2 separate regions of the Homo sapiens genome follow, and region 2 is linked to region 1. The links are chromatin loops, found by intact Hi-C in ENCODE. Cell type or tissue: Calu3. All regions are shown on one strand. Links, peaks and the distances in the headings refer to the core of each region. The heading gives the core; the rest is flanking DNA. Region 1 has its middle 410 kb from the start of PRKD1. Region 2 overlaps LOC102724934 (a long non-coding RNA gene).

Evidence for each region. Hi-C counts contacts between places; a loop is a spot of excess contacts. Peaks named below come from ENCODE experiments on the same cell type or tissue, not always from the same donor. Only the 100,000 strongest peaks of a DNase experiment are listed, where the experiment ranks them.
Region 2: a loop joins it to region 1, with 3 times the contacts of the local background. A loop is called at or near these places in 8 of 110 quality-filtered maps.

The regions. Positions count from the first base shown.
Region 1 is chr14:29,513,725-29,530,055 of GRCh38, forward strand. No RefSeq gene overlaps it. Among named protein-coding and RNA genes, the nearest start is that of PRKD1, 410 kb to the right of the region's middle. In Calu3, for the core only: a CTCF peak has its summit at 7,975 (motif pointing left); a DNase peak (open chromatin) is centred at 8,017.
Region 2 is chr14:29,216,557-29,232,887 of GRCh38, forward strand. All of the region lies in intron 6 of LOC102724934 (a long non-coding RNA gene), which reads right to left. Among named protein-coding and RNA genes, the nearest start is that of LINC02326, 160 kb to the left of the region's middle. RefSeq lists an enhancer at 1-982. In Calu3, for the core only: a CTCF peak has its summit at 6,307; no DNase peak of the experiment used is centred there.

The sequences.
Region 1 (16,331 bases), core at 3,066-11,065:
TTTTAACAGTACCCAAGTCACCTCTTAAATGCTTGGCTGCTTAGAAATTTCTTTCGCCAAATACCCTAAATCATCTCCCTCAAGGTTCCACAAATCTCTAGAGCAGGAGAAAATGTTGCCAGTCTCTTTGCTGAAACATAGCAAGAGTCACCTTTATTCCAGTTCCCAACAAGTTCCTCATCTCCATCCGAGACCACGTCAGCCTGGACTTTATTGTCCATATCACTATCAGCATTTTGATCAAAGCCATTCGACAAGTCTCTAGGAAGTTCCAAACTTTCCCACATTTTCCTGTCTTCTTCTGAGCCCTCCAAACCATTCCAGCCTCTGCCTGTACCCAGTTCCATAGTTGCTTCCACATTTTCAGCACCACCCCACTTTACTGGTACCAATTTACTGTATTCGTCCATTTTCATGCTGCTGATAAAGACATACGTGAGACTGGGTAATTTATAAAGAAAAGAGATTTAATGGACTCACAGTTTCATATGGCTGGAGAGGCCTCACAATCATGGCAGAAGGGATAAAGCACATCTTACATGACAGCAGATAAGAGACAGAGTGAGAGCCAAGTGAAAGGGGAAACCCCTTATAAAACCATCAGATCTCATGAGATGTATTCACTACCATGAGAACAGTATGGAGGCAACCACCCCCATGATTCAACTATCTCCCACTGGGTTCCTCCCGCAACATGTGGGAATTATGGGAGCTACAATTCAAAATGAGATTTGGATGAAGACACAGCCAAACCATATAGCTGATTAACTCAGTATAGAACTTAAAGTACTATTAAGTCATATTTTTTAAAAAATAATGCAATGGTTAGTCAGAAAACAAGTACTTTGGAAAACAAATTCTGGTTTTAAATATGTTCTTAATGAATAGGCTTTGATACACACACGCACGCATGCACACATGCATGCATGCACTAATATGCATGCAAAAATATTTGGATAAGGATAAAGACAAGAATAGATAGACAAAAAGGTATTCTCCCAGAGGATTTTCTGGCCTGAGTGCAACTGAGGAAGACTTTGTATTATATATATATAGAAGGAAGAAAAAATGACTTAAAAAAATCTCTGATATTTCAGTTTCCCTGGAGGAATATAGAAATGTATATTAGATATACTTATATGCGGAAGAATTTTAAAAATTGCCCTGTGATTTTTAAGATATAACACTTGAGAAAGGGTCTATAATACCTATATATTAATGTAATTTTTGCGTTTTTGTCTTGGCTTTTAAAATTGTTATGGCTACATAATAGCTGTACAATTTATGGAGTACATGTAATATTTTGATACAAGCATCCAATGTACAATGATCAAATCAGGGTAATTCAGATACACATAACCTCAATCCTTCATAATTTATTTGAGAAATATACCAAATCAACTACTGTAGATATTTTGAAATGTACAATAAATTATTGATACCTATAGTTGAATTATCATGCTGCCAAACAGTAGATCTTATCCCTACTACCTAATTGGGGTTTTTTTTTGAACCCATTAACCATCTCATCTTTATGCAAAACCTCCCCACTATCCTTCCCAGCCTTTGGTAACCACCATTCTATTCTCTACCTCCATGAGACCATTTCTTTTTTTGCTCCCACATAGGAGTGAGAACATGCAAAATTTGCCTTTCTTTGCCTAGCTTATTTTAGTTAACATAATGTCCTCCAGTTCCATTCATGTTGTTGCAAGTGATAGGATTTAATTCTTCTTTATGGCTGAATAATATTACATTTTGTATATGTGCCACATTTCCTTTATCCATTCACCTATTTATTGATTGACACTTAGGTTGATTTCATATCTTGGCTATTGTAAATAGTGCTGCAATAGACATGGAAGTACACGTATCTCTTTGACATACTGATTTTCTTTCTTTTGGATATATACCCAACAGTAGGACTGCTGGGTCATGTGGTAGTTCTATTTTTAGTGTTTTTTTTTTTTTTTTTTGAACCTTCATACTTTTTTCACAGTGGCTATGCTAATTTATATTCCCACCATAAGTTTACCTTGGTGCCCCTTTCTCTGCATCTTCATTAGCATTTGTTATTTCTTGCCTTTTTGATAAAAGCCACGGCTATTTGTACGTATTCTTCTGAGAATGTCTATTCAAGACTTTTGCCCATTTTTAAATCAGATATTTGTTTTTCTGCTACTGAGTTGTTTGAATTCCTTATATAGTTTGGTTATTAATCCCTTGTCAGCTGAATAGTTTGCTAATATTTTCTCCCATTCTGCAAGTTGTCTCCTCGCTTTGTTGATTGTTTCTAAGTTTGTGTGTGCATGTGTTTGCTTTTGCTCTGGTGAAGATTTTTAACTTGATGTGATCTCATTTGTCCATTTTTTACTTTGAATGCCTGTGCTTTTGAGGTGTTACTCGAGAAATCTTTGCCCAGACTAATGCCTTGAATATTGCCCCAATGTTTTCCTCTAGCTGATTTAGATCTTATCTTTTAGTTTTAGACCTTATCTTTAAGTCTTTAATGCATTTTTATTTCATTTTTGTACATGGTGAGGGATAAGGGTCTAGTTCCACTGGCTTTTTTTTTTTTTTTTTTTTTTTTGAAACGGAGTCTGGCTCTGTCGCCCAGGCTGGAGTGCAGTGGCGCAATCTCGGCTCACTGCAAGCTCCGCCTCCCCAGTTCACGCCATTCTCCTGCCTCAGCCTCCTGGTTCCACTGGCTTTTATACAAACTGACTTCTCTGGACGTTACTGTCCTTATTAATAAAATGAAGTGTTTTGGTTAGATCATGTTATTAGTCAGGTTAGGCTATGTATGCTGTAGTGGTAATCTAATTCCTAAATATCCTAACACAACAAATATTCATATCTTGCACATGTCTAATACTGGTCTGCAAATGTTTTACTGCATTTAGTCAATCAGTGACCCAGATATGGAAAGCCTTGTTGTATTGAGATACCACCATCTCGGTAACATGCTTCAAGGGCCACCATGATAGAGAAAAATACTGATCAAGGGGCTCATAGCTTTTCACTTCCTTGGCCAGAATGTGACATACATCCCTCCAACCATAGCCAATTGGTCAGAACTGTTCTCATGGTCCCAACCCATTGCAAGGGTACATGAGAAATTTAAAGGTGTATGTACAATATTATGTGACCATTTCTATATCTGCCACACTCTCAAATTTCTCAACAAGGATTGTAAAATTTGTGATTCTTTAGTTATAAAGTCTGGCATTTACTGACTACTTCCTACTTATCAGGCAATTTACATATGTTAAAACTTACTACCTAGAATGATCTACCAAAACAGGCAATGTTATCCCAGTTTCATAGATGAAAAACGGTTTTAGAGAAAACCATATTCCCAACAATTATTGGAGCTAACCTCTGAATCCAGGGCTATTTAACCCAAATAACTGTTTCTCCAAGTTTTACTGTCTTTCATGAGTATGATATAATGAAAATGGTTTTCAAAAGCTTGTGCTTTAGCATAAGTAGGAAAACAAATCTGAAATGTGTTTTAATTATGTTAAAATGCCTGAAGGAAATTGTATTGTTTTCCTGTAAAAAGACTGCAGGTTATCTAAAATATAACCTCTCTTTACTTTTGATTGAAATTAAATAAAATCACATGATGACAATGATTATCTGATGTTTATTAAAAACTCTAATAGCCCATTACTTGTTTTTGCTGAAAAAATTATAAATTATTAGATAAACTGGGTAAAAATTACATAAAGATATAAGTTGGGTGTTATTGGGATAGACTGAATAATCATGAAGAGTTTTGTAGTTCCAGGATTCCCAAATTGCATAAAACACAGTGTTGGTCCATATTTGCATCTTCTTTGTTCTTGAGGATTAAATATGATCGCGTTAGCTCTCCTAATGTTTTGTTTATATGGCACCAACTCGGCAGTTATTTGAAAGCCCCAGGTGATTGAATGAAATTTTCCCTTTGCATTTGAAGTTTTCACATCAATTAATGCAATAAGAAAGTCATTGATTTAATTAATAATCACGGAAAATTCTTCTGCCTTGCCACCTCTAAATTTATCCTCAGTTAAAGAAATGGTTTCATTTATTTATTTAACTATATTCACTGAGTACCTACTGCATGCCCACCACCGTGCTAGGACTGGGGTTTCAAAGATGAATACATCAGAGGCCTTGCTTTTAAAGGGCTCAAGATATCATGAGTAAAAATATTTTAGCATTTGCTTCAGTTTATTTATTTCCCCTTAACTGAGCCCCATACCATTCTCTTTCTAGTAATTTAATTTGCCTATTTCTTAATATAACTAAGATTTTCATTATTTTATTAAGACATTTGTGCCCGTATTCTCTAAATGGCACCTGTTTTCAAAATACTTAGGAATATTAATTAGCTTGTTTTTCAGCACAAAGGAGAAAATCATGTTTTAAAAATGCAATTACCCTTTATCAGTTGAAATAATAGGATTTATTTTAAATATTTGTTTTTCAATGGTATACAAACAAATGCTAGAAACAAAATATAAGTAGTTTTTTCAGCTGATATTATTTTTTAGGATCTCAATATTTTGGAGAAATGAGTTCCTCACATCTAAAATTTATAAATACGTGCCGGTTTTCATTTGATGCAAACTTCTAAAAAACAACCAATTTTCTGGAGCAGAATTAATATAAAAGAAAAATTTTAGAGACTGTCTTTTTCATCTTTTCATTTTTAATTAATTAATTATTCTTAGTTTGCTTCTGAGAATTGGAAATGCCTTTCAGTATTTTCAAATGTAGAAAAAACGTAGAGTTAATCCATAAATGCCCTCTTGTGACAATCTCCAAAAATGCAACTGCCTTTTCCTTCATTTGCTACACTTTTCCTTTTTTTCTAAAACAATTTCATATATCCAAAGTGTAACAGTTTTGATTTAAAAAAATCAGTTTTATATTTTATCTGATGAAACTAACTCATCTATTTTTAATAAGCTATGGGGTGTATTGCAATTTAGACAGAAAAACGTGTGACAATACTATTTCTTCTGGCTTAGGAAAGACTTTCCTTCTACTGTCACTGATCTCCACTTTGGTGGTGTAAGTACATGGTGGAGTACATGGTGAGGGAGTTTGTAGATGTGAAAAGATTCTTTTTCAATCTTTTCTTGAAAACTTCCAGAGTCATAGAACATTTTCCAGTGAGATAGTTAAATATAATAAACACATTGAATTAGCCCTAGTCATTCCTTCACAATTATTGATAATTTTAATAAATGATCTCAGTTATATTGTGTAGTCATCTTTGGAGTTCCCAGAAGCAAATGTTAATTTTAAATTTTAAAATAAAACCAACAATTACTAAAGCAGTCCAATGACTTGCCCAGAGTAAAAAGTGAGTGCATCACTGTATGATCCATGGGCCAACACTGACTTTCTATGGGTTTTAAACATACATGTATTCAGAAGGCGGAAGACAGCAAAGCTTTTCAAAGGGCACTTGGTGTATATTTCTTAAAGTTTATTTCTGAACCTTTGCTTTATGCCAAGAATATCTAACTTTCTCTGGTTTTAGAACACAAAAAGAATGTTGAAGACTGTTTTCTTTTCAAAATTTAGGTTAAAACAGCTTTCCATGAAGAAATAAATCTTAAAATTTTTCTTAAGAAGATGCTATAATGTAGAACTATGAAAATAGCCAGACCTATGTTTGGACAAGTAGTTACTAGATTTAAAAATTACACACACACACACACACACACACACACATCAGTTTCTTTTTCTGAAAAAGGAGAGCAATAGTAACCTAATTACAGAGCTTTAGTGAGATTTACATGATATTTGTATAGCCCTTGCCCTTAGTAGAAGCTTAACACTATAGCCATTATTATTTGTAAAAAGTTTATGGCCCAGCGCTGTGGCTCACGCCCATAATCCCAGCACTTTGAAAGGCCGAAGCGGGCGAATCACGAGGTCAGGAGTTCAAGACTAACCTGGCCAATAAGGTAAAACCGCCCCCTGCTAAAAATACAAAAAATTAGCTGGGCATGGTGGTGCACACCTGTAATCCCAGCTACTCAGGAGGCTGAGGCAGGAGAATCACTTGAACCCGGGAGGCGGAGGTTGCAGTGAGCCGAGGTCATGCCACTGCACTCCAGCCTGGGCAACAGTGCAAGACTCCATTTCAAAAAAACAAAAAAAAAGTTTAAATTTGTGATATGGACTAAAAAAAAATGCCATCTGACTTCATTTTGTGGCTAAGATGGCCACACATCAGTAACTATTCATTACTTCATCACTTTATGTCCCTCAGATTTTAAAATACTATAATTATATAAACATGTTTAATGTTTATAGCATATGGAAATAAAAAAATCAATAATGTCAATATTATTTATACTTATTTTGTTAACTTAAATAATTTGCTTGAACGTAATTCTCTTGATAATAAAACCTGCCAATAAGTAACAGAGTTCCACAAATTTTTTCCTCTGGCTGATAGAATCTTTCGGTTACAAAGTCTTCTGATAACCAACAGAGGGTGAAAGAGGTGTAGAGAATACAAATCAGTGATCTATGATAGAACTCAGAGACATCCTGTAAACCCAGCTGCTCAGGAGGCTGAGGCAGAAGAATCGCTTGAACCCAGGAGACAGAGGTTGCAGTGAGCCCAGATCACGCCATTGCACTCCAGCCTGAGCGACACAGTGAGACTCCCTCTCAAAAAAAAAAGAAAAGAACTCGGAGACATCCTACACAAAGAAAGACTGTAGAGAAAGCAGGGAACAGGGATGTTTGCCATTGTTATATTCAGGATGGAAATCATGGGAGCAATGGAACCTGAATTTCCCACCACTTTTGAAATGGACACAATATATTTTGGAGAGCTACCAATGAAATCAGATTTTCTATTTTAGGAGCCCTGGCAAATAATCGTGTCATTTAATTTCACAAACACAAATGAATTACAAACCAGAGTGCAGGATGATACCAAAAACTGAATATCGATTATGATATTTGAAAAGGTTCCCCTATCCCAAGTGTAGCATTTGATGTCCCCCTTTCCCTCACCTTCCTTCCTTACTTTATTACCATTTTTATACATTTTACTTCCTAAATATACCTTGAATCTTCCCATTTATCTCCACGTTTGCCAATACTACCCTATTAAATATAACATCATCTTCCATGTGGATTACTGAAAGAGCCTCCAAATTAGTATTTCTGAATCCAGTCTCTTCCCTACTACTACCACTTCTCTCCCAGCACCACCACCAAACACACACGCTGAGTTCTGCCTCCAAACTACAGTCAGGGTTATATTTTGAAAACACAAATATGATGAAATAGAACACGACTTTGGAACCTTCAATGATTTTCCATCACACATAGGATAAAGTGCCTAATCCTAACTGCCTAAATTATCTACCCGACCTTCCATGTCTACTTCTCCAATCTTGTGTCTATCTACTCTTCCCAGCAAATCGTGGGCTACACTGGCCTCTGTCTAGTCCCCCAAATACCTTAAATTATTTTCTGTTACTGGGATTTCCCACACATTTTTCTTCTACCACCTGTTGCCTAATGTCTATTCGTCTGATCTCAGCTCAAACATCACTTCCGGAGAATAGCCCTGCTATCCTCAGAACAAGTGTACAATGTGTGCTATAAAATAACGTACTCTGGTTCATTTCCTCCAAGCAACTTATAATAGTTTATACTTAAATGTTTATTTGATGGTCCATTGATAAGTACCTATTATTGGTCTCATTAGACTGTATTCTCCTTCAGACTGGATCTACTTGCTCACCACTATAATTGCAGGGCCTAGAACAGGGCCTGACACATAATTGATGCTCAATAAATTAATAGCTTTTTTCTTTCTGCTAGAAAAATCATTCTGTGTTTAATCTTTCTTCAGGATAAATATGTATCCTACACAATATTTTTATTTTCCCCCTCTTCTTCGCAATTCCAAACCAATCAGCTATGCTTGCCAAACAACTAGACTGTCTTAATGCAACGCTGCCACCTGTTGGCTCCTCTCTGCCTCAACATTTCTCTCCATCTCCTTTGCAGGGAATCAGGCCCCTGGTGCACATTCCTCACCTTTCTTCCTTATTTAGTCAAACACATAATTAAGTGTCTCTTATATGTACACACACATCCTTCTAAACTTCCTATTTATTCTATTTCAACTTTTCTTCACTCATTCAGGAAACATTCTCCACTGCCTTTGTTTTTCCTCTTTCTCCCTCCTCCTCTTCCTGTCAGCTTTTTCCTCCTCCTTCTTCTTTTTTGTTATAGTATTTCTGTAGAAAAAATATATCTAAAGTTCCAGAAATTTGCCTTCCAAATTTTAGCTTGGAATTATTTATAAGATAGAACTTTCTAAAAGACATTGGGCTTACAGAACCAAATTGGCCTATATTTGTCCCATTAACATTCCTGAAAAAACTTAAATTATAGGATTGTATGCTAATTTTATGGTAATATTATCTTCTGCATCTGTTTTAGGGATAAAGTTAAACAGATAACTTGAGCAAGCATATAATCTCAATGAATTAATGCTGTTTTTAAGTAATGGTTGACCATTGTACATATACGGTATTATATTAAGTGAAATAATTTATTGTGAGTTTAAAAACAGGAAAATAAAATAAAATGAATATGAAAAAGGTAAAAAGAGAATGTTTGTTTTATAATTTTCAAAGTAGATTTATTACTTCTTCATCTCAATCATACTGTACTTAATGTTGCAAGTTTGTGATTATAAAATAAAATAATTAACTATATGTAGAAAGACTCTAAAGCAACAGAAAATTTTGAATTATGAGCCATATTTAAGTTACGATCTTGAATAAATCATCTAATCTTTCTGTAATTACATATAAGACTCATAAAGCTAGATACTAATTCGAGTGGAAACTTACCTGTGTAATGTGGAGATTTCACAATTTCATTGAGGAAACTTGACAATGAAGAAAATGTATTTTAAATAACTCCTAAATGTCAAAATTAATTGTATTAAAATTATTTTGTATGAGTATTGATTATTTGGCTACTTTAGCATGAGATATTACATTATTCTCTATTTCTTGAAAACTTTAATACATAATCAATTGGATATTATTTAAAGTTTTACATAGGCTGACAGTTCAATAAAGCAATTATGACTAAAATTACTTTCACATTTACAACACGAAAACTAAGAAGAGGAATTACATTTTTTTCTAAATGTATTATACAAAGTTAATTAAGTATTTTTATAAAATTAATAAATATTTTAACACAAGATGCAGCAAACCTTTCATAAGGAAAACTCTCCTACCATTGAATTCAATTCAATTTGTCAAACATTTAATGAGCAATGACTTAATACTATGAAGAATACACAAATCAGGAAGACAAAATCCCCACTCTTCTGGAGCATGAGCAAACCAAGCAGGAAAATTAGACATCTATTTTCAAACCAAAAGGAAATGAGGAAAGACACTAATTGTTTTACAACTATTAATCTTGCAGAAGTAAGAGAACCTACCTTTCAAGATATAATAAACTCTTTTGTGAGGCCATCAGTCTAGCCATTCCTCATATGTCAAATTCGAAATAATTATTGATTGCTTCGAGTGACATCATTATAATACTTTTTTAAATGTTTTAGCATAAGAGTTATAAACAGACTGGGTGCTATGGCTCATGACTGTAATCCCAGAGCTTTGGAAGGCTGAAGTGGGAGGATCGTTTCAGTCCAGGAGTTGAAGACCAGCCTGGGCAAAATAGTGAGAACCTGTCTCTATAAAACATTTTTTAACGGTGGCTCACGCCTGTAATACCAGCATTTTGGGAGGCTAAGGTGGATGGATCATGAGGTCAGGAGATCCAGACCATCCTGGCTAACACGGTGAAACCCTGTCTCCACTAAAAATACAAAAAATTAGCTGGGCGTGGTGGCGGGTCCCTGTAGTCCCAGCTACTCCAGAGGCTGAGGCAGGAGAATGGCGTGAACTTGGGAGGCGGAGCTTGCAGTGAGCCGAAATCGCACCACTGCACTCCAGCCTGGGCGACAGAGTGAGACTCCCTCTCAAAACAAAAACAACAACAACAACAAAAATCTTTTAAATGAGTGATAAACAATTTGGAAAAATGACCAGTAAAATAGTCCTGAAGGTACTCAGAGTGGATTTATAGCAAATGTATGTTAATCTTGATTAATTGACGAATGAGAAAATGTTATTATGGTAATTTTTTTGCAAATCCAGTTCTAGGTCAGGTGTGGTAGCTCACGCCTGCAATCCCGGTACTTTGGGAGGCGGAGGCCCGCAGATCTCTTACCTCCAGGTTTTTTTTGAGACGGAGTCTCGCTCTGTCACCCGGGCTGGAATGCAGTGGCACGATCTTGGCTCACCGCAACCTCCGCCTTCCAGGTTCAAGTGATTCTCTTGCCTCAGCCTCACGAGTAGCTGGGGGATTACAGGCAGGCACCGCCATGCCCAGCTAATTTGTGTATTTTTAGTAGAGACGGGGTTTCACCATGTTAGCCACGATGGTCTGGATCTCCTGACCTCGTGATCCGCCCACCTCGGCCTCCCAAAGTGCTGGGATTACAGGCGTGAGCCACCGCGCCCGCTGACGGCCAGGAGTTCTATACCAGCCTGGCCAACACGGCAAAACCCCGTCTCTACTAAAACTACAAAAAAATTAGCCAGGCGTCGTGGCACGCGCCTGTAATCCCATCTACTCAGAAGGCTGAGACAGGAGAATCGCTTGAATCCAGGAGGCAGAGGCTGCAGTGAGGAGAGATCACACCACTGCACTCCAGCCTAGGCGACAGAACAAGAGTCTGTCTCGAAAAAAATTTAAAATTTTTTTTTTAAATTTTAAATCCAGTTCTGGCGTAAGTCGCCTCGATTTCATATTGTTCATGAAAATATTTGATTTTTGCAAAATAGGGAGCAGTCAACAGAGACAGAGTTCTTCACAAAACTATTTTATTTATATGCCTAAATATTATTTTTCTATAGTATTATTCAAATTTGAGATTGTATATTTTTCCTTTCTTCTTTTGTGAGACAGGGTCTCACTCTGTCTCCCAGGCTGGAGTGCAGTGGCGGGATCACTGCTCACTGCAGCCTCTGTCTCCCGGGTTCAAGCGATTCTCCTGCCTCAGCCTCCCCAGTAGCTGAGATTACAGACACGCACCACCACGCCCGGCTAGCTTCTGTGTTTTTTTGCAGAGACAGGGTTTCGCCATGTTGCCCAGGCTGTTCTCCAACTCCTGAGCTCAATCGATCCGCCCACCTTGGCCTCCCAAAGTGCTGGGATTACAGGCGTGAGCCACCACGCCCTGCCAATATTTTCCTTTACTACTTTTTTTTCCCTCCATAAGAGTATTTTTGAAGCATAAGAGCTTTTCTCTTATACTGGGATGTTAAAAACAAAACAAACAAATAAAAATTCTTGTTGGACTGGCTGAAACATAAGATTCCATAAGTAAAAAGTCCAGTCTGCCGATATGATTAATGCTTTTATAATACTGCTATGAAATGCGGCTACTTATTAATTTGACCAAAAGTTAAAAAGAGATGACTCAAAATATTCATACTGCGTGTTTGAACAATCTTAGCATCAACTTGGAGAAACTTCTGTCTGCAACAAGTTCTTTTTAAGTCAACCTAAAGAATTACTTAAGATAACTATTTATAGTTCAAATATGTCTAAATAAAGCATTTTATATACTAATTATATCCATAAAAGTGTGGGCTTCATGGGCTGTACTATGTTCCCTTATATCATGTGAGTTAAGATTAGAAAACAATATCCCAGGACTAGATCTTTTAAAATACTCTAATTACTAAAATAGTTAGAAATAAGTTAATAAATCATTGTGGCATTATTCACAATAGCCAAGATATGGAATCAACTTAAGCATCTATCAGTAAATAAATGGATAAACAAAACGCTGTATATAATCACAATGGAGTACTAGTTAGCACTAAAAAATAAGTCCTGTTATTTGCTACAACATGCGTGAAACTAGAGGACATTAAGTGAAATAAGCCAGGAACAGAAAAACAAATACTGCCTGATCACACATATATGTGGAATCCAAAAAAGTTAACTCGTTGCAAAAGAGTAGAATGGTGGTCTCCAGCAGCTTGTCTTGGAAGGTGTTAAGGAGATGTTGGTCAGAGGATACAAAATTTCAGTTAGAGAGAAGGAAGAAGTTCAGGAGTTCTACTGTACAATATAGTACAATATATTGACAATAGTTAATTTCAATGAATCATACAAGTGTATTCTTGAAAATTACTAAAACAATAGATAGATGCATATTGTGTTCTCCCAACAAAAATTAAGTGAGGTAGTACATATGGTAATTAGCTTGATTGAGCCATTTCATTATGTGTACATATTTCAAAATATACATAATAAATACATATAATTTTTATTTGTGAATTTAAACAGGAAATTATGTAATAACCAGTAATTGTGCATCTATTAATGGAAAAAAATCTAATAATATTACAGATAACTTCTAAAACATTATAGCTTGTATATTAATTTAATATCTTTCTCACTTAATTAGGAAATATTATTCATTTAGAAGGGAAAATAAATAAGAAAAACAAGACACGGATCTGTTTTTGCCCAGAAAACAGCAGATCCCAAATCATGTCACTATCTTTAGCACTTACGTATCTCTAATTCTATTCCCATAATGTATTAGGTCATTTGTTCTTTATTTTGACTTTTTAAAGTTTATCATTTGCATCACATTACATATTTCATGTTAAATAAATTGCAACAATAAGTTATATCTCAGGTTAAAATATCTTTTGATATATATGTATGTATATACACATATATGTGGATATATATGTATGTATATACACATATATGTGGATATATATGTATGTATATACACATATATGTGGATATATATGTATGTATATACACATATATGTGGATATATATGTATGTATATACACATATATGTGGATATATATGTATGTATATACACATATATGTGGATATATATGTATGTATATACACATATATGTGGATATATATGTATGTATATACACATATATGTGGATATATATGTGTATATATATAGAGAGAGAGAGAGAGAGAAAGAGAGCACTCTGGCCTTGAGTATACTTGGCCTTCATAACTTCTGTATTGATAATACCAGCAGAGGAAGAATAGTTAACTTGGTTGTGGGGTATAATATATGCAAACATAATAAATCATTTTTTCTCCAATTTTGTATTTTTTTTTTCATGGTCATGTAGGTACAACAGTAGTTTCCTTTGCTCTTAAAATTAAATGTGGATTTTGGAAAACATTATGGGAAAATAATAATTCACTAGGACAATATTAAATATAAAATATGTAGTTTTATTTATCAAGAGAAGATGACGTATTAAGTAGCAGAAAAATAGATACATATATAGGTATATGTATGTGTGTGTATATATATTTCCCAGTTTATAACCTAATTTTCTATATTGATTTTTGATAGAGAAAAAAAGACATTGATTCTAAGAACTTTGGAATCATTGAAGGCTTTTGGAGGGAGGAATGGACAGCAATAAAACTGTTAAGATCAAAATGATTTAAAATTTCAGGTGCTATACACCTTAAGATAATTTTTTATTTAACCAAAATCACAGTAATATGTATCATATTATTTATAGTAAGTCTAATCAGTGAATCTCATTATAAAGCTACCCATAATTTAGTGTACTTAAAACATAAATGTGGTGTCATTTAACTGCTGACAAAACAGTTTTATTGACAGAAATAGCTTGAGTTAAAAGAAGGATCTTGAGAAGTTTACAGTTTTATTTTTTTCAAGCACCACAAACTAATAAGCAAAAACATATGAATTAGATAAAATACTTCATTAAGTTACTTTTATTGGGTAAGTCAATGTGATATGATTACATTTTAGAGACATTTAATTCTTCATCATATAAAATCACATTGATGTTTGGTTATATTTTCTCTTCTGGTGATGTAGCCATTCAAACTATTTTACTCATATCAAAGCAGAGATATTATGAAGTTAAAACTAAAGTCATTTTCATCAAAGCTAATCATAAATTTTATTTTCTTAAGTGTCTCCTAGAGTATTCATATTGCAGGTCTATAAAGGAGACTCTTAAAAGTACTCTCTGGTCTTGGGTTCTAATTAGAAAGAATCCCATCAAACGTGGGAGCATTGATGTGATGATAGTCAGGAGAGCAAAAACAAAAACACTCACATTTGGTTCATGAAGCTTTGGATGAACCCATTGAACACTGATATTTTAGGAAAGTATTTCTTACTGTTGAAAGTATAATTGGCCATTCATTACTTAGATGGCCAGCTTCACAGTGGTTTGCACCCATTTGTATAACTTAAGTAAATGCATAAATGCTTCCTTTGAAATGACATAAAACCTAAATCATTCCATAAACTAATAAATGATAGTTGCTCGCTATCTTGTACACAGTTAGCTTTTTATTGGTTAAAAAAATGTAAGTGAACATCACAGATGCAAAATGTTTGTTGTTAAGAATGTGTGTTTACAGGTGTGGAATACCCTAAGGATGGGTAGAACTGATACCCTGCTGCAGGTGCAGACTTTAATAAACAGGAACTTGTCTTTCCTCTAATCACTTCTCTCCTTTATCATGCTTTTGGATTATCTCAATTCACATTAAGTATCACTTGTGCATAAAGCATATACAGTGTACTATATTTATTTAGGTATACATGTGACTAGATCTTCTATGAATAAAACCCAAAATGCATTCACATGAGAAAATGGAGTGGTTTAATTTAAATATTTTAGGAGTGCTAGAATACTAATAAACATCTGGAAGAACAGATAAAACTAGATAAATGTTTAGCCTTGTTATGAGTAACACACTAGCATACGATTAGGTTTATAATGGTTGTAATTTAACAAAACTGTTGTATGAAATATTTTGTTTAGCATTCATTAAAAACTGTTAATGCACTTGTGTTTTTCATGGACTAAATTTTTTGCAGCAGACGCACGTTATTAGTATAATACAAATATGCTAAAAAGCAAACAGTTTGGTGTTAAAATGTTTTAAGTAGAATTGTGAAAAGAAATTTTACATCAATCTTTATTTTTTTTCATTTTTACAGGGAAAATTTTACCACAAATTCCATATTTTAATGATATTATACCAACTCTATTTTTTAAACTCATTTTGTCACTGTTTTGTAACAGAAACACTGTAAATATTATAGATGTGGTAAACTATTATACTTGTTTTCTTATAAATGAAATGATCTGTGCCAACACTGACAAAATGAATTAATGTGTTACTAAGGCAACAGCCACATTACATGCTTTCTCTTTCACAGTAGGCAGCAGAGCATATGGTTTTCTCTTAATGGAACGCTAGCTTCTCATTAACATACCAGTAGCAGTGTCAGAACTTACAAACCAGCATAACAGGGAGATGGAAAAACTTATAAATTAGACCCTTTCAGTACTATTGAGAAGGAAATGACTGATGTTCTAAGGTACAATATTTAGCTAATACTGTGCCCTTTTCTGCACCTTCTTTCCACAAAAAGAAACTTTTTTCTTATAATAAATATAAATATAAATATTGAAGTGCAAGTAATTTTTACCCTGCTTCTAAGAGTGATTGGCACCCTGATTTTGATAACTCTTCTTAAAAATAATATTTCATTGCCTTTTTGCTCACAGTATGTTTCAAACAGCTGTATTTTCACCATTCTGTTTCAATACAGAGAAGCAGTTGAAATACAAAACTAATTTTCTTATCTTCCTAAAAGAGGAAATCCGTAAGGTAAACACAAAACGAACATGGGAAGGAAACCCTTTATTTTCTGAAGGCTAAGGCCTACCACGCCAATAGCAGAAGTGGAGCCGCCAAGAGGTCATGATTGGTAGTGAAGGGAAGAGAGGAATTGTATTTAATCCCTATTTCACCGCGTGTGGTTTAAATCATATTTAGCCATCTCATAATGATCACAGTGATTTAAATTGATCATCCAATTTTTTTTATTTTTTAAGCTCCTTCTCATTCAGAATTCAGCCGTATTTGAGGAAAGAACATGTCAATATCATGTCTTAAAAGACACATTTTAAAAGTTAAACCTATATGTATGACCTAGAAATTATACTTACATATAGATAACAAAACTTCACATTCATGAATTCCATAAACTGAAGTAGCTTTTATCATCTTCATTTTATTTATTTATTTATTTTTTGAGACTGAGTCTCACTGTGTCGCCCAGGCTAGAGTACAGTGGCACGATCTCGGCTCACTGCAACCTCTGCATCCCGGGTTCAAGAAATTCT
Region 2 (16,331 bases), core at 3,072-11,071, 300 kb before region 1:
TTATGACTATTAGCTCAAAGCAATCATCTCTCATTATTTCAATTACATGGGTAAATGCATGCAATCATGTATCAAATCACTTTTCCCTTTTGAAGAGGTTCTTTTCAGAGTAGGATTTCTGCCAGAAAAAATGTGCAAATATTTACACTGGTTTTTCATCCAACTGCACCTTTGTTTGGCAAAACCACCCTATGGCTACAATTCTGAGTGATATTTTGAAAAAGGGGGAAAAAAACAAAAAAGGGAATTGGAAATAGTATGCGGTTTTGGTGACTCATTAGCAGTCTGTAAAGGAGGCATCTTCCGTTACTTACTGCTACCTGACTTGTCAGTATGAATGTGGCTCCTATTCCCTAAATCACACTACCTGTGAATAGAGCTCCGCTGGCCAATTCAAGGCTCTTTAGGCAACTATGATTGATGACTCAGTGACTAGGAGAAAATTGCCTTCAATGAATTATTCATCAAGCTATCTCTTTGCTGTTAAAGTAGCTGACAGGAAAGTTCTGACACTGCCTAAGCACAATCCACTTACAAATCAGTTACAAGGAAATATTAAAAATAGCTCGGTTACAGCATACCAGCACAGTATCAAGTTGGGGCTTTTTTCTGTCTACATTGAGCATCACGGAGAACTTGAGCAGCTCTTCCCATTTAGCCATTGTGCTAATGGCAGTAAAGGCAGTGATTAGATAGAAAGCAATGTGATTTGTATTGGCTTTGAAACAATACACTGTTTTTAATAACACAAATCTCTAAATTTAAGGTAGACAGTTAATCAAGCAAATGGTAATATTTAAGCATCTTCCAAGAAAATAAATAAATACAGTTTGTGGAGGTTAATTTATCTTTGCCTTCCTGTTATTGAATTATTATGAACCTAGGAAAGGATCAAGCCCATATCTACTTAGGCATGTTGTATATTAATTTTTAATATGGAAATGATCAACATATAGCCGGGAAAACATGGCAAAAACATGGTAGCAAAACTTAGTAAAGGTAGTCATAAATAGTTATACAGCGTTCCTGCTTTCTTCAAAGTATTTTCTTTGCCATTCTTAAGATGAGTTATTTCCTGTTGACTCTGATCAAAATTCATAAATATGCCATACAAATTAGACAAGATATACTCCATTTCTAATAGAATTCTAATAGAGTTCTGTCTTGTTTGACTTCTCCCTTTTATATATTTAAGATCTGAGGTTTCATGGAGTTTTGACTCTTGAAAACAAGCTTGCTCTTAGCATAAAAATCAGAAGTCGTATTTTCAGTGACCTTTTTTGTATCACTATGTCAGTATGGAATTAACTGGTGTCATTCTATGGGTCAAAGAAAGTAGAACAGTAATAGGCTCATGCCTGTTAGAGACTGGAGAGCTGCAGATTTCCACATTTTCTACTCTAACCTTGACCTTATTGAGCATTAGCTCATTTTAAAAAGAACGTCTTTGCCTTGTACACAGGACTGTGACCCTGAAAGGATTAGACTTCACCCTGGAAACCCCTAATTCTGTTTGTTTGTTTTCGTATGGGCACATCTCCAACATCATTGCTGTCATTTTACAGATTATTTTAATAGTTGAAGTTTTAATTTAAGGCTTTAAAGAAATTTGTTTTTATTCTTGTAGCTTGTTCCTCCTCCCTCCCCAACCCCATCAGCTTTAGTCAGAGAATTCTATTCCTGTAAGACACTTATGTTTATTTCCCCGAAGAGCAGGGTGATTCTGAGCAACATGAGTCCCAGTTGCCAGAATGTTCTGACCTACACTAAAATCTGAAGTCATTCCCAAACTCATTTTGTTTTCTTCGTGCTGTATTAGTAGAGTTGATGAATAGATAGATTATAATGCATAAATTTTTGGCAAAATCTCAAGAAAATTTTATTAAATCATATTTAAATGGGGTTAGCTTGGCAAAGTCCCCTAATTAATTCACAATTTCCTGATTACCACCAGCAAATTATCAAAAACCTTTTATTTTTCCCACTTCCTAGAAAAAAATGTACTGACATTGTCAGTCAATCTATGTGAGATGATGTCCACGTTAGCTACTGCAAGAAGTTTGCATGTTATCCAGAGGTTCTTTAATAGGATGCACTTATCTTAAGAATATATTTAAGCTAAATTAGTATCAAAACTATTATCAGAGAACAGTTTTCCAGTGATTTTTTTTTCTTTAAAACTATAACTGAAAATACCATCCATTTTAAAAGCTTTAAAAGATTTAGACTCAACATTTCATTAGCAAGAATTGATATGAACTTATTTCTGTAATGAGATAGAATTCTTATTTAGGAAAAGTCCTGTTTCTGAGTTTGTTCTGATTTTTTTTTAAGAAAATGATGATTTCCGCTCTTATCTCTACCATCCCATAAACTGAGGTATAAGAGTTTGTAGTCTAAACCTAAATAACTGACTCCATTGCAGTTCTGGTATCTCAAACCATCTGCTGCTAAATATGAGTCCACTTAAAAAATTCAAGTAAAAAAAAGCCAATATAGTAATATTTTGAAAACATTTAGCATCATTTACTAAAAATGTGGATGAGGGAGCAAAAATACTTGAAGAATGTATTGAAAAGCAACGCATCTGTTTAATGGCTCTTTCACGAATCCCCATCAGTTTGGCATTGTGGAGAAAATCGCTACTAACAGCAGTTCTGCATGTATTAACATTTTGCCCTCTTTTCAGCAATGTTTGCTCACTGTTGTTTTACAGTAGGGTAATAATAATGCTTATCTTATGGAATATTTTTCTTTTACTTTTCAAAAAAATATATGTATTCTAAAGATAAATACATAAACACATATTCTAATAATAAATACAAAATATATACCATATATACAAAAATAAATATAGATACTTACATACATAAATACATAAATTTAACTAACCATAAATTTAACTTGCTAACAGTTCTTGCCATTACCTACCATTTAGATATTTCTTTGAGATTTAGATTTTTTTAAATACTGCTTTACAGCCAGACATTTTTTGGTTTTATTTTCCTCTAACATCTGCATTTTTACAAATGTGATATATAAGTGGCACAATTAATGCTGCACTTAATTGAAACATCTTTTTGTTTGTGAAATCTTGAAATCACATATTCCATTTTTTCTAGTGCATACTATTGACAAATATTTGAATCTATTAGTATTGCTAAATATGATTAACTTTGTGATTGAAGGTAGAATAAAAGAATTAAACCTATAGAGAAAACAAAGTATCATGTGTCCATAAACTTAATTAGTTTTGCTTCCTGACATTCTTATATTGCCTTTGTCCTAGTAAATGCTAATTTTTATTGTACTGAGCTCCCAGATATTAAGTATCTCAGAACCAGTGCTTTATGCATTTCTCCATTTTGACACTTTTGGGAAAAATGTGGTTTTGAACCTATTTCTCACCTCTTCTTTTTCTAATCTTATTCACCCCACACTCTATACCACGTCCCCCAAATACGACCAAATATTGACTGACAGCTTGAAAGTGCTAATCGAATCATTCCCAATTGTATGTATTCAATATGTTGGCTTTAAAAAAATTGGGAGCCCAAATCTTTCATCGAAGATCATTGCTCAATAGACAGACAGATTTTTAACCAGAGCAAATTCAAGTACAGCTTTCAGACCAGTCAAACCCAGGAGACAGGCAGGAGGTCTGCCCTTCCCCAGCCGTTCTTCTGTTTGCATTAGCTGTTCTTGCTCAGGCTCCATCGACCTGTCAGAGCCATCACAGTGATTGACTGCCCCGGCAGATGTGCTGCTATAACAGGTAACCTGATCATCCAGACCCATCTGTCTCTAAGTCCTCTTCAATTCACACTTTGAAAAATATTAGAGGTTGGGAGGGGTTGAATTCTTTGTGGGGATTTTTTAGAAAAGTAGGCTATCTGTATTTCACAAAAGGTTACCCTCCAGTGAGTGAATGGAAATGTATAGCATTTGAGCTCTTTAGTGAGATAAGCTGCTTCCAGGGCATCTTACTATCAACATTTTAAATTGGCCAACAAGATCTGGGGGAATTTGAAAACCTGATTTCCAAAACACCATCTCAAGTTAAGGACCAATTTAAAAGAATAGCCATGATAATAATAGAATGATGTTGCAAAGATAACAGTTTCCGTGTATGAGTGAGACAGATGGGCTGTCTGTGCATAGAGAGGAGGGGAATCTCATGCAATGGGAGCAGTCCCGTGTCTTCCCTTCAGTGCCCATAGCCTGGCAAATGTTGTGACATCATTAAGCTGAACTGCTGATTTCAGATGAGTCTGGAACAAGAATGGGCAGGGGTAACTCAAGCTTCACGCTGAAATGTACTTAACTAATTTACTGGTGTCACTGTTTCTGATAATTACTTTTCACCAAAATATTTTGCTGTGCTTGTGTGCAGAGAATTTCATTCTATAAGTCAACACGGTAAGTGTAGAGCTGCTCAGGATCTATCAACAGCTTCTATTAAGACAGAATATAACCTTGGTGGGATCGGTGGCTAACACTTTTCTATTTCTCAGTAAAGTCTATTGCCTACGCACTATCAAGGGGTGAACATTGGCTGAGAATGACATGGTTCAATATCTATGGGAAAGTAACATACTGTAGCAAGCACGACAAAGTAAAATGAACGACTACTAGCAAAAAAAGTGAACTTTTTTTTCAAATGAGACGAACAGAATTATACTAAGTGTGCACATAAATAACGATACCTGCAGAACCTAAAGAAATACATGAGCACATAGAAATATATGAATGAAGGCAAACATTCCTTAATAGAACTCATTTGCAATTCTTTCATAGGCTAGCCCTGTGAATGAGAATATGCCAATATTTATACTATTTCTCCAATTCAAAATGTTAACAATAAATACATTTCCCAAAGTGCTCTTTCTTGGCTAAAGAAGCTAAATTCTGTTCTGGGCATAGTTTACCACTTTTATCTACTGGTCAAATTCCTTGATTTGTTTTAAGGTCCTTCATGGAAATGAACATACTTTTTTCTTCAGGTAAGAAATAGAAAATATAACATTTTATTATTTTAAATTAGCAATAACTATTCTTTCATCCTTTTTGTGGCCTGAGGGAGGATCAGATTTGTTATTGATGTTGCTTGAAAAGGCAGAGATGGTTTGAGTAAAGCTATCGAGTGCTTCAAGGAGTTATTTATCATATAAAGATGTGGCTGATTAATTCAGTTTAACAGTGCCCACTCTTCTTCTCTGTTCCTATACTTCTAACCCAAAGTGAAAAAAGTCGCATATTTGAAACACAAATCTACCCAAAATTTAGAAAGAGCTGAGAACATGATGGCACAATTAGAAAAAAATATCAACACTGTCTTGGCAAAAAATATTTTTAAAAGAGTTCACCATTTTTTGTAATTAAAAAGTTAAAGGGGAAATTGTCACTATTTTAGTAGTGTTTGTCATTGTATACTGTGCAATTATTTGCTCTGAAGCCCTTATAGATGCAGTGGTATTTCTAAACCACACATATCTTCAGTACTTGCATGCCATGGATTCAGATCTGTAAGTATCCTGATATGGAACAAGAGATTCTTTTTTAAACTCTTGCATTTTCATCTACTTCACATCATATAACTCACATTCTTAAAAAACGACTGAAGATTTTCTTATTTCCATGTGGTTCCTGCTTTCTAAATTCTGTTGCTTGTTTTCTCCTTGGAGTTCTAAATGTTGCTTTAACATCTTTAGGTGTGATATAGATAGATTTAGAGTGATGTAGTTAGCAAGCCTCAAGCTGCAGCTTTTAAATACATTTGAAAATCTTCTTTTGGAGGAAAACAAGGCACTCTTATGGGAAAGTTACACTTTATTTTGGAGGTACCTCTTGCAACTTTTCATTCCAAAGGTGCTGAATTTACTATTGCTATCAACATGTATGTAATTAATCTTCCATCTCACAAACTTTTTCATGTGCAGCTCATCAAAGCTAGTTTATCCTTTGAACAGCTTAAATCCTAAATTTTAAAAAAGAGGGACTAAGGTCTATTTACCAAATCAAATTCAGTTGAATGTTTGAGAAAGTGTCCTTTTACATAAGGTTTATTCCATATGATGTGTTGATCTTCTGGAGCACAATTTGCCTCTGTGTTCTCCCATGTAACTATAGGCCTGCATTCATCTCAACCCTGCCCTTGTAACATTTTTTTTCAACTAATTACATCCATAGAAAGAGTTTTGTGTAAATATGGTTTTAGCAGTTTATAACAAGAAAAGTGGCTTTCACTTATTTTAAGTTCAAGTTCTGTATATTCAATTACTGTTAACAAGCACTCCACCTACTGGCTTACGTGATGCCAAGCAAGCAGTCCGTGATACGAAGCAAATCGGCAGTAGTAAAAGATATTTCCAAGTCTGCGATATGAACGGGACCTCAGCTTTATGATCATCAGCCAGGGTCAAGTGTGACTGAATTGCTGTTCACCAAGATTAGGATGATTCCTGGTATTTGTCTTGGCTAAGTGACAACCTAATCGTGAAGAAGATTTCCAACATCAGTTTGTCCTAAGAGGGTAGGATGGTTCACTGAGAGGTGGATTTTTGCAACCACAACAAAGAAGGGGGAAAATCACATTCCAGAGCATCAAAATACCTTTCATGCATATTTAGAACAAATAAATATCAGTACAAGCATAAGTATAAAAAGTACTTTTGTCCAAAAGAGTTCTTAAATAAAATAGGATATTTATTTTTATAATGAGTTAGAATTATAGACGTTGCATATGGTTATTTCTCATCCACCAATATGCCATTTTAAAAACTGTAATATTGCAGGAGCAACAGAAAAATATGTGCTTGAAAAATGTCTTTGACCATTGCTTCCTACCCTGTGAACTTTTTAGCGTAGTAGTCTTAGTAATGACTAATTATATGACAGACAAAGAGAGATTAGTATTAGGCATTATAGTGAAATCAAAAGAAATTGAACCAGCTCTATTCCACAATGTCAACATAATGTATAAATCATAACCTTCTGCCTACCCCACCCACCACTATCCATCTTGACATCTCTTTTTAAGGACAGCTTACTATGTAATTATGGCCACTGTGACTATATTATGGTATGTTTGAATGTGGCAATAAACAATATAGCAATTAATGTGAAATAATACAAGAGCAAATCAAGGCACACAGTCTAGATATTGAGGAAAAGCAGCAGGGACATTGAAAATAAAAGCTTAATGGGCTGTGGTGTGGAAATGCTTTTCCTAATATTGTCTCGGGGTGTTATTGTGAATAGAACTGAAAAAAATGTTGATGGGAAACTGTCTAACTATATAAAAGGTTTCTTGGGGTCAACTGTATTTTATCTCCAACTTTCCATCTTCTCCAGGATTAGTGAAGAATAATCATACACTTTCAATAGCATGGGAAGGTCTCCTGACTCCAGAAACTCTTGTAGTTTGCAGCTAAACCAGGATACAATATGGCACTAAGTAATAGAACCTATTCTGGGTTGATGAATGCTTGTGCACTGATGCTGGAATAGCTTTATAACTGCTTTAGTAAGAGCCCAGTAAAACTGCATCCCAGATGCATGAATTTCTCTTTTGGCTTTGCAGAGGAACTGTTCACAGTTAGGGGGGATAAATCAGTTCCATTAAGCATTTACCCCGCAAAACAGATATTGAGGAATCTTAGCACATGACGACACAACAAAATTTACCTGACCCTTCCAAGCTAAGGAAAACAAGACAGAAGGTCCTCTCGAGAGGCTGTATCATATATATGTTCTAAGCCTGTGCTGCCCATATGTTCAATAGGACTGTTGAATCTCAAAGTTATAATAATTTGCAACGAGGTGCCAGAACCAATTATTAAATATCATATGATCCAACAGAGATGAAATAAAAATATACAGGGTCGATTTTACTGGCTTTGACTATTATAAGGCATTTAAAGTACTTTGAATTTACAGTTTAACTTCAGGGTTGTATTAACGACATCCTTATGCTAGAATTTTGTTCTCAGCTGAATATGATAAGCTCAATGCAGATGGCATACTTTTCCAAGGACAAAGGGAGTCTTGGCCTTATCCTTTCTTTTTGATTTGTATATCAACTCAGGAAAAGGAGATATGCTATTATGATATCTTCCACTAATGTAAACCTTTATTCAAAAGCGCAAATGACAGCCAAAAGTACAATTCAAGTGAGAAAAAAGGTAGTGTGTGATAGTATCACAGAATGATACAATCTCAGCCAAATCGCTGCCTATAGTGTAGAAAAAGGAGACTCTTAGTCTTCAGTGTAAACAGTCATAATTTATTTACCATGACATCTCTAAAACACGAATGAATAAATGTTTTAAATACTGGTTCTGATCTCAATGCCAAGGCCAGTTCTTTCTCCCTGATTGCTGTGAATCTACCCTCAGCGAAATAAGAGATGCGGATTGGTGGTTTGCCACGAGTAAAGTGAGGTGCTCAGAAAACGAGGTTTGTTCTGCTACTATTATTTCAAAAGCACGAGTGAGGCATTCAGTCGAGTCTCCAGAATCAAAACAAGATTGTTCTACCTTAGTAACATGTTGCTGGAATGAAACCATGTCTTTGAATGGATTTTCTTGAGAATCAAATTTGAAAGGCAAGCTTTCTCTCCAATCTGAGCATAGTGTGTCTGCTGAGGCCTCAGTATGATCAGTTTAGGAGATTAAAGCCTGTCTTCCCTTGGTCAGGGGAGCATTGCAAGCACAGGACCATGTTTGTCTATGTATGTTTACAGCACCTGTCAGTTGATACATGAGAAACAAGAAGAGTAATGTAAACTGATCCCCTCTATTGCTGAATATTTAATGCAGTCCACTAGAAAGAAAAGCACAAACATTCTACTTTTCCAATGCTTGTCTTCCATGCCCTCTTCTAATATTCTCTTGGGAGAGGTGGGTTTCAATCCTGGTCAGGGCAAGTACCCATTTATTTCAGAATCCTCACTTTCTTGTCTCGGCTTCCTTCCTGGCTCCTAAAATGAAATTTATTTTATTTTAGCCACCTCTGAGCATACTTGTGTGTATATATTTTCAGGAAAATTGGATTTTCCATATAGATTTTTAAATCAGTTTTCAGATCAAGTTCAGAAATATGTAAATTGTTGTGTTGTTGGACCAGGCAGGAGTAGAACATATCCCTCAGATGAAGAGTAACCAATACTATAAAGTGATCTTAAATGAGAAAACTAGTGTGTAAGTCAATTAAAATGGCCAATAATGGGAAAACAAGTGCCCATTCCAAGAGCAATTGTAAGACATTTAACCCAAGGAAAGTTGCATTATACATTTTTATTAAATTGAGGCTATATTCACACTTATTGTGGTTTGAAATGTGAACCAATATTTTCTATCTTTGGTTTCCTTGCTTTAAGATCTCTTAATGTGCATAAGATGTAATTCATAATATCATATGACTGTTTTAAGTTTGCAAGTTACTGTCTCGAAAGTTATAATTTAATTTAAATTGACAAATGCCCATTAAACTATTATGCTCTCTCATAAAATCGTATCTGACCTGAGATTAATGTAACAAGACTCTGCAATTCCTAAGACACTTGATTCTTTGTCATTTTAACCTTATTTACAACACAACACAGTCAATTTTAAAGAGCACTATCATTTAGCACAATATAAAGTATTAGCTTTCAAAGATGTATTCAAATCCTATTTAAAGCTTAGCTCTGCTGTTTTTCAATAATCTTTATAATAAGGAAAAGAGAAAAAGATTAAAGTCCTAGTAACAAAAAAATACCCTTATGCCTACTCAAATCCTTCCTGAAAGACATGCAAAATGATATTAATAACTCTTAAAATAGTTTGTAGATAATCTGCAAATATAGATCTTGGGAGAGAGAAAGAAGAAAACTTCTGTAAATCTAAAATGCATGATAGGATCTGTAGAAAGGAACTCCAGCCACTTTCCAAATGGAGGTCTTCACATTGAGAGTGAGGATATTGCCACGTACAAATAAGAAAAAAACAGAAAATAACAGAAGAAAACAAAAGAAAATATAATAAAACTCTTGTCTGATCAATTACACTACTCTCATTGGGGAAGTGTTACACTCTGAAGTGGCAGCTTGGAAACTCCGACATATCTATATGCTAATTTCCTAACATCTGATTGTATTCCAGTTTTGATCTTGGCCACCCTGAAGGGTCTGACTTCCTTTCAAGCTATCAGTTTCATTCCTCCTGGCAGGTAATCCCCATGAACAAAAAGATTAATAAGTATAAAAAGGATTAGGATAAAACATAATAGAATTTCATGGAATTCTGCCATTTTGTGCCATTATATTTTGTTAATGTTAACAATAGATTTTGTATATTCAATACTTAACCCATGACAGACACAATGCTAAGTGCTTTTAGGACATTATCTCATTATATTCTCTCAGAAACCCTGCAAGTACATATATAGTTTGTTTGTTTGCTTTTTAGATGGAGTCTCACTTTGTCACCAAGCTGGAGTGTAGTGGCACGATCTTGGCTCACTGCAACCTCCTCCTCCCAGGTTCAAGTGATTCTCCTGCCTCAGCCTCCTGAGTAGCTGAGACTACAGGCTTGCGCCACCATACCCAGCTAATTTTTATATTTTTAGTAGACACAGGGTTTCACCACGTTGGCCAGGATTGTCTCGATCTCTTGACCTCGTGATCCACCCGCCTCCCAAAGTGCTGGGATTACAGGCCTGTGCCACCGCGCCCAGCCCCTGCAAGATATTTTTCTGTCTGTTTCTCAAATGAGGTAGTTGAGGCATAGGAAGGCTAAGGGAGTTGCTATAGGTCAAGTAGTGGCTTAGAGATTCCTGCATAAATATGCCTAAATCCCAGGTTCATACTCAGAACTCTACTCTGTTCCTTCTCTAAATTTCAGCCCTTAGAAATTAACCATTTAGTGTTGACATTGGAAATGCCACATGATGATGCAGGCACATGATTTACTTCCCAGCAATGGGAATGAAGTCACAATAGGACAACTTTTAAGTTTTGAAGATAAAATGAACTAGTGTTCATATGTAACATATGTAACATATAGAAGAGGTTCAAATGTGTTGCATATGATTATAATTATTATTATTAGTAACAAAGCCTCACAAAATGACATGGGTTTCAATTTTATAGTACATATATTGAAATCAGCTCAAGGGAAACATACAGTGTCCAGGAGAGGGAAAAAAAAGTTCAATGATGTTACCCCAAACAGTTCCTTTCATTTTGACTTCCACAGTTTCATCTTTGAGCTCAAGAGGACCATGTGATGTGATTCATCCTGGTTGAACTGATTGTGTAGTTAGGAAAACAGAAAGCAACACTCCCTTTTTGCTTCTACCAATAGCACACTCAAAGAGATGGAATTTGAAGCGTCATCTTTTAAATGAAACATTAAATTCAAGGACAAGGACTTATAATCCACTAAGATTTTCTTTAACAGAAAATAGTTGGTCTCAGTGTTTGTGCTTATGTAAATTAACCATCAAAAATTATCTAATTCTATTTCCCTGTGTGTGTGTCTCATCACTACTACAAAGAATGTGTGTATGTGATTTTTTTAAAAAAATTACATCTATGGTAAAATGACTAACATTTTATTAAAATAATGGTAGAAGTGACTGCCTAACATGGGTAAAGCAGAAGAGAATGAGATATTTCTACATTTTGGTAAAAGGGAAATTTGGGTCCTGAGTTTAACAGGTGATACAGAAACATAAACTTTTATTATAAATCATGTACTATAGTGATTTGGTAAGGTAAGGAGATGAGATGAATGATAGAAAAGTTGTAGAAATGGAAAATTTGTTGTTATTTCAAAAGTTGATTAGATAAGCAGTTATGAAAAATTAATTGTAGTAGTAGAGTATTTCCAGGCTGTAAAGAATGAATTGGTTCATGAGTGCCACCCCCTAGGAATTACAGGTTGTGTATTCAGTGATCACAGAGTATAGTGATTCACTGAAGGAAGACACTGTCATACCTGAGGTCATTGCAGACTTTTCTCAGTAACAAAAACATAATTGGTCCTGTATGTGATTAAGAGTTTTCTATAATTTCAATACACAGGTATTTTTAAAGATTGATTTAACTAATACCAGGATTTTAGCAAATTGAATTTAGATTTTCAAAATGTGTGTAATGATATTTTTGAAGTTTCAAATGTTTAGAAGAATCTTAGTCTAAGGGATAAATGTTATCCCTAACTGAACAAATTAAACATTTGTGGCATAAAAAATTTAAGATTAGAATTTACAAAGTTCAAACAAGAACCATTTTTTTCTGTACAAGACCAAATGAAGGCACATGCTACGTCACTACATGTACCAAAAATTCAAATTACCTAATATTCCTGAGAGCAATTATTTCTGTCAGTGACAGACTATTAACCAAGAATTTTGTTTTGATAAAATTTATACCAGATTGCCTTTTTTACAAAATTGAAGATATTATTAAAATGATTTTTCACTTCAATTTCCCTCCCCTTCTTAACCAAAAAAATAACAAACAATATAACCAAGAAATCACACTTGGATCATGATCTGTGTTGGACTAGCCCAATGTTTTCTGTGACTTGATCTGTATAAGTTATCAGTAACTAAAATGATTTGTTTGGAATTAAGAATTCACTTAATTGTCAGTAACTTTTTAAACTTAATGATTGCAAAATATTAAGAAAATGCTAAATACAGTAATAAATTGATACATATACTGCTTCTTAGGAGATTAATTCTTTTAACTCTGTGTGTGCCCATCAGGATTGTATGATTTCTTAAACCTCTATTAATTGAGTACACAAATAAGAATATGCAAAAGGTGCTCTTGCATTTACTAATAGTTGGCCTAGCTGTTGAAAAGTTGGTTGAAAAGTGAAAAATTCAAACAATTATCTCATCTCTATCTCTGTATCTACATCTCTCTAAACCAGATATTTGGGACACAAATAAACAATTTTAGCTACTTTGTTCTTCTGTGTAGCCAGTTACCTATTAGAGCAACACTAATTTAATCAATTCAGAATATTTTGCAAAGCTACAGGTGTAAATAGAGTAATAAATTGTGAATATTTTTTTAAAATACAGGAGCTGGGTAGTCATGGAAATTTAGACCACATATTTTTGCCATACTAAAACTCATTTGGTTTCATAGGTATGTCCTATATTTCTAAAAATAGGAAAACTTACAATCTTTAAAGGAGATACCGCATTATATAAGGCTTTTAGTTAACTTCACACTGACAAATTAATAAACATATTGTCAATATACTTTAAAGAAAAAGTTAAGTCAATATTATATCTTCCACACAAGTCCATATTATGAGAACTTACCAATATGTATGCGTACACTGGTACCTGGCTTAAAGTCTGTCATTTAGCTGAGACTCATGCTGAATTAATAAATAAATAAATACATGTAATTATGTAACTGCATGTACACACATTTCTTAAATTTATAATTAATGTTTAGATACTCATCATGGGCACATATCCAGGGAGCCAAACTAAAGTTTTTGACATTAACAATCTCATACATTGTTAAATAATTATGGTCTGCTGGAAAATAAAGAATAAGCATAATTATTTCTCGTTTTAAATAATTAATTTGATTGACAAAATGATACTTTATCCAGAGAGCCAACATAGGTAGCATTCTATTTGAAAAAAAAAAAAAGAAAGAAAGAAAGAAAGAAAGAAAAAAGTTGTAACCTATTCCTACTCCTAGTCCTTAACCTAAAACTAGCATAATGCTCCAGTGGATCAATTTGTCTTACTGTTACTTTGGTTACATAAAAGGTAATCAACGTACTTTAATTTCAAAGACTGGGCTCCCTGGAAAAAAATTAATTAAAAATATCATTTTCAATGCCATTTAATTTATGAGATTTGACTGTCCAGCTATTCTACAGTTGTGTTTTGTTTTTACTCAATGGATTGAATGTTGTGTTTTATTTTCAACAGATGTGACTTTCAGTGCACTGGAGAGCAATTTATGCATTTGGCTTAGAATTTTAAATGAATATACACTCTAATGATTTGCCCAATATAAGTGGTCACTTTAAAAAGTAGTACTGAAAGCAAGAAAAATTACTTAAAGGATCAGTTACATCTAAAATGATGAAATCAATAACAATATTTTCTCTGTGATTCTTTCTCTCTGATAAGCAAAATCATTGCTTAAAAGCCGCATTAAAATTTAATCACAATCTGTGTGCTTTAGTAATTGATAATTTCTGGACAGCTGTCTTCTGCTTTGTTTAAGTCTTGTGTTCCTTGTGTTTAAGTTATGCCTTTTAATAACTGAATTAAGTATGTTTGGTTTTAAAATCAATTATTAAAATATGATCATATTTTATCATCTTCCAATAGTGGCTTATGGTTTTATATTCCTGTACAACAGTGTTAAAACTGGGGTGAAAACCTCATGAGTGGTTAAATTACTAGAAACTTATATAAATTATACAATCATGTTTTGACCTTAATATATTTTTTCAAATTAAATATGAATAGATAACAATTTGTGTTAATGATCTTAAAATAAGTACTTTAGTTTTAGACTGCGAGCTAGAATCTTCTCTAACTCAGCTTTCTTTAACTTGTGCCTAGTATTTTGTGTGCCATATATTGAATAATAAAAATGTATGTCAAATGATTTCCTAAAGAATTCTTAAAAATATTTTCTTAGATACTTTAAAAAAATCTTAAATTAACTCTAAGAACTATCTCAGCCATGGCAATAGAATGTATACGACATCCTCAATATTTAAAGGGATAGATGATCACTTGTTAAGTATCATTACTTCATTTAGCACAGATTATGTAACAGCCAGTTCAGCAATTATTGCTATTCCATAGTTCCTCCCTCTGTGTGTTTCAAAGGAAAGGAATAAAGAAAGATTATCTTTCAAAGTACTTCCTCTGATTACATCCCTACTCTCTAATCACCTAACACAACTGCCCAGACTTGAAGTGATAATGTCATATTTATTATAGGGTGACTATTTAAGGATCAATATATTCGAAGTTAAACTATGCATTTAAATTTTGAAGGCTAAAATAGCTGACACAGTGATCATATTATATAGCCTTGTGGTAAAATATTTTTTATTATGTTATTTTAAGGTACTCAACTAAATCAATAAGGTTAACTGCATTTGCCAGCATTAGGACCAATAAAATTTGTATCTATTCAATAGCATAATTTATGTGTTCATATTTACTTTTGACTTTGCATGAGATGCTAATTAATTCAATACTTCTGCAGAAACTAATAAATAAGTAATAATTAGATAAACACATTGCAAAAACATAATTTGAAAGGAGCAGATTGAAGTGGCTTGGAAATATAAGTAGCCATATAGTATGTCAATTAAGAGAAAAGCTGAAATATTCCAAATATGTCCACAGTATGTCCAAATATGTCTGCAATATGTCCAAATATATGCACAATATTGCAAAATTTAAAATAGTGCATATTTTAACATATATAGAAAAAGGAGCATGGACCTTCAGGGTGGTTATCTGAAAAATAAAAAAAAATTATTCCTAATGTCAATTCAAAGGTATAATTTACATGAAATTTAATTTATAAGTCAAAATACGTTATTTACATAACATATATTTTGATATATATAAATTATGTAAGACGGGAAAATTATTCAACCATAAGCGGGTACTTGATTCCCTTAAATAAGATTGCTTGTTTGGGGAGTGAAGGGTATTGGAATAAGCGTGTCTTAAAATGCTGTGGCAAGGCCATGTGTTCATATGCCTCATTTTGAACAGAGAAAATGTATCATAAAGCAATGTAAGGATGTGTGTTAGAAAGCATGCAGCAAATGAAGTTTCGTTTCCCTTGAAAGTAGAATCTCCATAAGTTACTAATGTCAGGGTTGTTGTTATCTTTATTTTCACATCATCATTTTTTTCAGTGTTCTATATTCCAGTTTGTTATGTTTAAATGTTCAGGAACTAAAACTGCTTTTACAAAATAACCCTAGAAAACTATAAAAATCACAAATCCTTCCAGGGAATTAATCTGAAGTAAAATCATTTTAACACACTATTTTTTCTCCCAGTAATTTTCAAAAGCATTTTTTTCTAAGATCAGATTTTGACACTATCCTTTTTTTTTCACACTATGATGTGACTCCTCCTATTATTAAACTTTATGGTTTGAAAAGTCTTTCTTATTTTACTGCCTCCAACATATTAGGTTACTTTTTTAAGAAAAGGTGAACATATTAGCATTACATAAAATGTTAAAGTGACAAAGAGTTAAACTAGGAATTTTAGATGAATACACTAGCAGTTTGCCATTCTGACAGCAAAAGCCA